Linked DNA regions of Homo sapiens: region 1 is linked to region 2. A link is a contact called in ENCODE Hi-C or POLR2A ChIA-PET data. All regions are on one chromosome and are shown on one strand. The core of a region is the stretch at or near the end of the contact, and the rest is flanking DNA. Distances in the headings are between cores, read along the strand shown. Region 1 overlaps TMEM50B (transmembrane protein 50B). Region 2 holds the start of SYNJ1 (synaptojanin 1).

Region 1 (2,700 bases), core at 146-2,645, 720 kb before region 2:
TTGAACCCGGGAGGCTGAGGTTGCAGTGAGCTGAGATCACACCATTGCTGAGCAACAGAGCGAGACTTCATCTCAAAATAAATAAATACATAAATAAATAAAATTAATCTCTCTATTGTCACTTTGAAGAATTAAATAAATTAATCTCTACTTCTGCAATGTCTAATCTATGCCATCCAATGATTTTTTCATCTCAGACATTGTATTTTCTCTCTCTAGAAGCTTGATTGGGTCTTTAAAAATATTTCTGATGTCTTCCCTTAACATGCTCATGCCCTCTTCCACCTTGAACACACAGAGTATATTTATAGCTATCTCAGGGTCCTTGTCCAATTGTCTGTGTCATTTCTGCATCTGCTTCTACTGATTTTTTCTGCTTCTGTTTACTCTTCATTTTGGACCTATTTTCCCTTATTTGGTGCTTTGCATACAATTTGTTGGGACTGGATCTTTGCTAGTCCTTTAAATGTTTTTAAGCTTTGTTTTGGGATGCAGTTAGGTGACTCAGAAACAATCAGAAACAATTTGATCCTTTTATGTCTCTTAAGCTTTGTTATAGGCAGGACCAGAGCAGCTGTAGCCCAGGACTGATTTGTCCCCCTACTAAGGCAGTCATACCCTTTGAGTGTTTCCACTCTCTGATGCTTCATGTATTCCGAGGTTTCTCTACTCGACTTGTGAGAGTATGAACTCTCTTCCAGCCTTGTGGTAGCTCTGGGACATGTTCTTTCCAGTGGTTCTTTCCTTCCCTTGGGTAGTTTCCTCTTATGTATAGACTCTTCAGTACTCAGCCACAGACTGAAGGAGCACCCCCTGCAGATCTCCTGCGTTCCCTCTGTGTGGCTGTCTGTACGCTGCATGGCAAACTCTAGCCATGTGGTCTCCCTCCACTCTCAGACCACCATGCTCTACCTGGATTTCGCCTTGTGGCCTTGACACTCCTGGTTTTGAAAGATGTTTGGCAGTTTCTGCTGTCTTATATGTCAAAGACATGTGACTGACAGCCTTCTGGGGATATGGTAAGTTGTTATGAAGACATTTTAGGCAGTCTTTAGAGATTAAGTTCAGATTCAACACTTTGTGGTGGTAGATGAATCCACTTAAATGACAATTGGATGAACAGAAACCTTGTATGCTCAGGTGGACATAGTTGACAGCTGTGTCATCTATGTGCTCTGCCCAGAGGCTGGCAAGTTATCAGGCAGCCTGTATGCTTCCTGTGTGCTGGACCTGTTCTAAGCTCTGGGGTACAACCTCTTTTATTTACATCTCTGGTCACTCCTCTGTTTTCCTTGCAAGCTGATCCTCCACTCCCTGCCTACTACCTTTTGAAGTCTCTTAAAGCTGTTCTTGGCCTTAAGAAACTCCTTGTTATTTTTCTGTCCCTGGGTGAACTCATGTGTACTTAGGACTCCAATTATTGCTTATATGCCAGTGAGTCACAGATGTCCCTTTCCAGGCCTAAACCGTATATCCAGATTCCTACTTCACATCCCTTCTTGGGTTGCTGACATTTCAAATCCAAAACATTTAGTATGCCCACAGCTCAACTCATGGCCCTGGAGTGTCCCATCTCTCTGCTCCCGCCTCCTTATCCTCTCTCACTTTGCCGAGATAATTCCCCCTCTTCTTTTGGATCTCAATTCAGTCACCACTCCTCAGGAAAACCTTTCCTGACCTCTCTAACTAGGTCTGATCCTTATGTTTCACTCTGAGGATACTGTGCACCTCTCATTTATAGCATTTTTTTATAGGTGGAATTTTATATTTATTTGATTGTCTCCTTATTAGACCCTTAGCTCCATTAGGGAGCAAGTTTGTCTGGACTCAGTCTCACCCCAGCACTTAGGTGCTTGGTACGTAGCCACTTTTCAGTGCACAATAATTATTTGTTGAAGGAATGAAGAATTGCAGCATGGTCTGTTGTAGGGTGCTTCAGTTACTGTAATTTAGATATGGTAGGCTCCTGGAGACATAAAATGGCCCTAATGCCTGTCACTATGAGAATGGTCTCTCTCCCTTTTTCTTTTGATTTATTGATTCATTTTTTTGTTTCTGAGTCATAGAGAAATGTCTCTTTTCCTTACAAGTTGCCTGTTAATAACTTCCCAGGCCTTAAGAAAGAATACAGTTATGCTTAGCCATCGTAGTTAACAGACTGCTTTACAAAATAAGCAAATTAAGACCAACACTGCCATGATGTCTAATTTAATTTTTAAAATTGATAGGAATCAGTGAAGTACCTGTCAAAGCATATTGAGAAAATGAATTCTGTGTTGCTTGTTCCATCGGTTTTTTCCTCATGATTTGTTTTCCTATCTTTCTAGCACTCTGATCTACAAATTTGGAAGAACCGAAGAGCTATGGACCTGAGATCACTTCTTAAGTCACATTTTCCTTTTGTTATATTCTGTTTGTAGATAGGTTTTTTATCTCTCAGTACACATTGCCAAATGGAGTAGATTGTACATTAAATGTTTTGTTTCTTTACATTTTTATGTTCTGAGTTTTGAAATAGTTTTATGAAATTTCTTTATTTTTCATTGCATAGACTGTTAATATGTATATAATACAAGACTATATGAATTGGATAATGAGTATCAGTTTTTTATTCCTGAGATTTAGAACTTGATCTACTCCCTGAGCCAGGGTTACATCATCTTGTCATTTTAGAAGTAACCACTCTTGTCTCTCTGGCTG
Region 2 (2,700 bases), core at 131-2,630:
CCTGTAATCCCAGCTACTCGGGAGGCTGAGGCAGGAGAACGGCGTGAACCCGGGAGGCGGAGCTTGCAGTGAGCCGAGATCGCGCCACTGCACTCTAGCCTGGGCGGACAGAGCGAGACTCCGTCTCAAAAAAAAAAAGGTACTTCTCAAGCAACACATTTGATATCAACAGTTTTTTCTGAGACAGTACTGACATAGAAATCCCCTCTAGTTCTTAGAACTAAATCCAAGAATCTTTGTGTTTCTCCTTCATGACTTGAAGTGGCTTCTTTTCTAATAAATTTAGTTCCGTGTCCTGAAACCAGGGTGGGTACAGCTTCTCTAAAATGGACGAAAAAATCAAGTCACATGACAGGGCCTGAAGAGGGAAATGATTTTTGCAACATAACCAAATTTAAATCCTGCTTTGGCTGTTGAAAACCAGAAGGAGAAGAGGTAAAGAAAAAGCAAACGCAAGTGGAGACAGTTTGAGTGCTGGGTTCTTCAGGTTTTCAATTTCTTTCTGCCCTGTTGGCTTTGACTTCATTCTCTTTCTTATTAGGTCTATTCAATGGAAGCAGAAATCTATGGGACACGCTGATATTAGCCAGGAAGCACCATTTGTTGAAAAATGAGGATGAGATAAAAGGGTTAGGTGCCTTTAGTTACTAAATTCCACGGTTGGCAAAAGCTATTCATCCGTCGGTGACAACCACAGCTGTCGTGGCCTCCCTACGGCCATGTTTTGTTGGACTCAGCCTTGAGATCCTGGTTTGTGACGTCCCACTCTCCATCGTATACACCTAAGCACTCTTCGATAGAACCCTGTGAGCTCCAGAACACACAAGAAAAGGCACCGAACAGAACTGTCCCAGAGCAGGCATTAGTTTTTCTTCTGCTACCTATCCAGACACTCAGACTAGGAACTCGGTGCCGTTTGCTGGGCTGTCGACACCATGGACAGCTCTTCAGGCGCCACCTGGTTGGCTCGGCGAGCCGACCGTCCCGAGCCCTTCCTCCTCTCCCGTCAGGCCCGTGGGGGCGGCGGGGTTGGTCCTGACGCCCAGCTTGGGGAGCAGCAATACGCAGCCCCCCAAGCTTTTCTCCGGAGTCCCTCCCCGGCGCTCACGCTCTGAAGAGCCCACGCAAAAGGACCAAGGAGGCCAGATCTTCCCTCTCCCTGCACCCCCGGCGGTGGGATCGCAGCTCTGCCTGGGGGCGGCCGCAGGAGGCAAAGGTAGCTGGAGACTGAGGCTGGGGCCGCCCGCGGGTGCCAGGCCCAGCCGGTCGGCGCAGAGTGGGCGTGGTCTCCCTCCTGATGCCCCGCCCCTTCCCTCGCGCGGGGCGGATCTTCCGCCCCCGGCCGCGGCGCAATGCGGAAGAGATGGGCCTGCTGGAGCGGAAGTGACGCTCCCGGCGGCTGTGGCGGCGGCTGCGGGAGAAGGAGGAGGAGGAGCCGGAGGAAGAGGTGAGCAAGCCGGCGGGGGGCGGGGAGCTGCTGCGGCCAGACCCACGGGCAGCCGGGCGGGCGGACGCCTCCAAGACCAGTCTCTGCCTCCGCAGCGTCAGCGGGAGCGGTGAGGGGCGACCGCGAGCAGCCGGGGTGCGGGAGGACGGGCGGGGTTGTGAGCAGACCACTGGTTGTGCGGGGTGCCGCGTCAGGCTGGGGGCTGTGGTGACAGCGGCTGTCAGCCCGCCCGCGGGAACGAACCGAATCCGCCTGGGCGCCGGGGTATCTCTTCTGGCGCATAAATGGAGGGTTTGGGCTGCTCGGCTCTTCCGTCTCTCCGAGAAGGAGCCGCTTTCCCGGGCAGTCGACTGCCCGGGACCCCCGAGGAGCCCCAGTCGGGTCGGTGCCCCGAGTCGTGACTCTTCCCGGGTGGCCATTCGTATTTATCGGCCCCGCCTGCCGTCCCCCCAGCCGGCGGTAGCCCGGGGCAGGAGAGGCGGCGGTAACCTGTGCCTTTTCCCTTGCCCTTCATCGCCACCCCCGGGAGAGCCTGTCGCGTGGGATAATCCTTTTCCTTCTCCTGCCCCCTAAGGAGCTTTGAACCAGCCTTGTCACCCTTCCCTCCCACCTCCGCTCCTTTCACCTCGAAGGAACTGCTTGAAGTTTCCAAATAGGTTCCCTTTCAACGTAGTGACAGATCTTGAAGCAGGAAGCTGATAAACAGCTCCGGACGAAATACGCTCAAAATTTTTCCTTTCAGTAAGCATAAATTAAACGGGAAACTCAACCAGACCGTTGATTGACTTACAGTGCTAAAACCTTGTCTTGCCTTGGTATGAGAATTGATAGCTTTTCCTCTTGCTTTTTGGTAAAATTAAGTGACGACTTATCTTTTGGAAAAAGCCATTTTCTCCCAGAGCTGTCTGTTTTTTCCCACCCCAACCCCCCATCAAAACCTGGCGGGGAGGGACTTTTGGATGCTTTGCAGTCCTTGCTGCAGAAGGAAACATCAGCTTCATTTGCTTTGCTTTGCTTGGTTTTCGCAGGGCTGCCTCCGAAGAAAGGAGAATGGCGTTCAGTAAAGGATTCCGGATCTATCACAAATTGGATCCCCCACCTTTCAGCCTCATAGTGGAAACTAGGCATAAGGAAGAATGTCTCATGTTCGAGTCTGGGGCTGTCGCTGTGCTCTGTAAGTCATCTGTTAGAGCCCAATTTGTCATGGTCTCTGTTTTGATTTGAAACAATTCAGATGCAACCATTTTTTAGAA

What was found. Hi-C counts contacts between places; a loop is a spot of excess contacts on that map. ChIA-PET counts read pairs that join two places held with the same protein, here RNA polymerase II (POLR2A). Pooled maps may share reads with other maps.
Region 1: a map of PC-3 shows a loop between it and region 2 (9-fold over the local background). The contact joins the enhancer-like site here to the promoter of SYNJ1 in region 2. A Hi-C loop is called at or near these places in 1 of 168 maps with a recorded cell type or tissue (PC-3) and 2 of 50 pooled maps. POLR2A ChIA-PET finds 5 or more read pairs at or near these places in 3 of 52 experiments (HEK293, WTC11 and naive thymus-derived CD4-positive, alpha-beta T cell).

Annotation. Positions count from the first base shown.
Region 1 is chr21:33,450,491-33,453,190 of GRCh38, reverse strand. It overlaps TMEM50B (transmembrane protein 50B), which reads left to right. Exons shown (of 7, transcript NM_006134.7): 7 at 2,328-2,700. The coding sequence ends at 2,373. Among named protein-coding and RNA genes, the nearest start is that of TMEM50B, 28 kb to the left of the region's middle. Within about 2 kb of position 1,395, at least 2 of the 41 ENCODE cell types and tissues checked have a DNase peak (open chromatin) inside an H3K27ac peak, as active enhancers do; they include PC-3, where a contact is called at or near this core.
Region 2 is chr21:32,726,693-32,729,392 of GRCh38, reverse strand. It overlaps SYNJ1 (synaptojanin 1), which reads left to right and starts at 1,380. Exons shown (of 33, transcript NM_203446.3): 1 at 1,380-1,447; 2 at 2,476-2,621. The coding sequence starts at 2,498. PAXBP1-AS1 (PAXBP1 antisense RNA 1) reads right to left here and starts at 1,279. Exons shown (of 4, transcript NR_038879.1): 1 at 1-1,279. RefSeq lists enhancers at 1,173-1,673, 1,674-2,174 and a silencer at 1,209-1,708.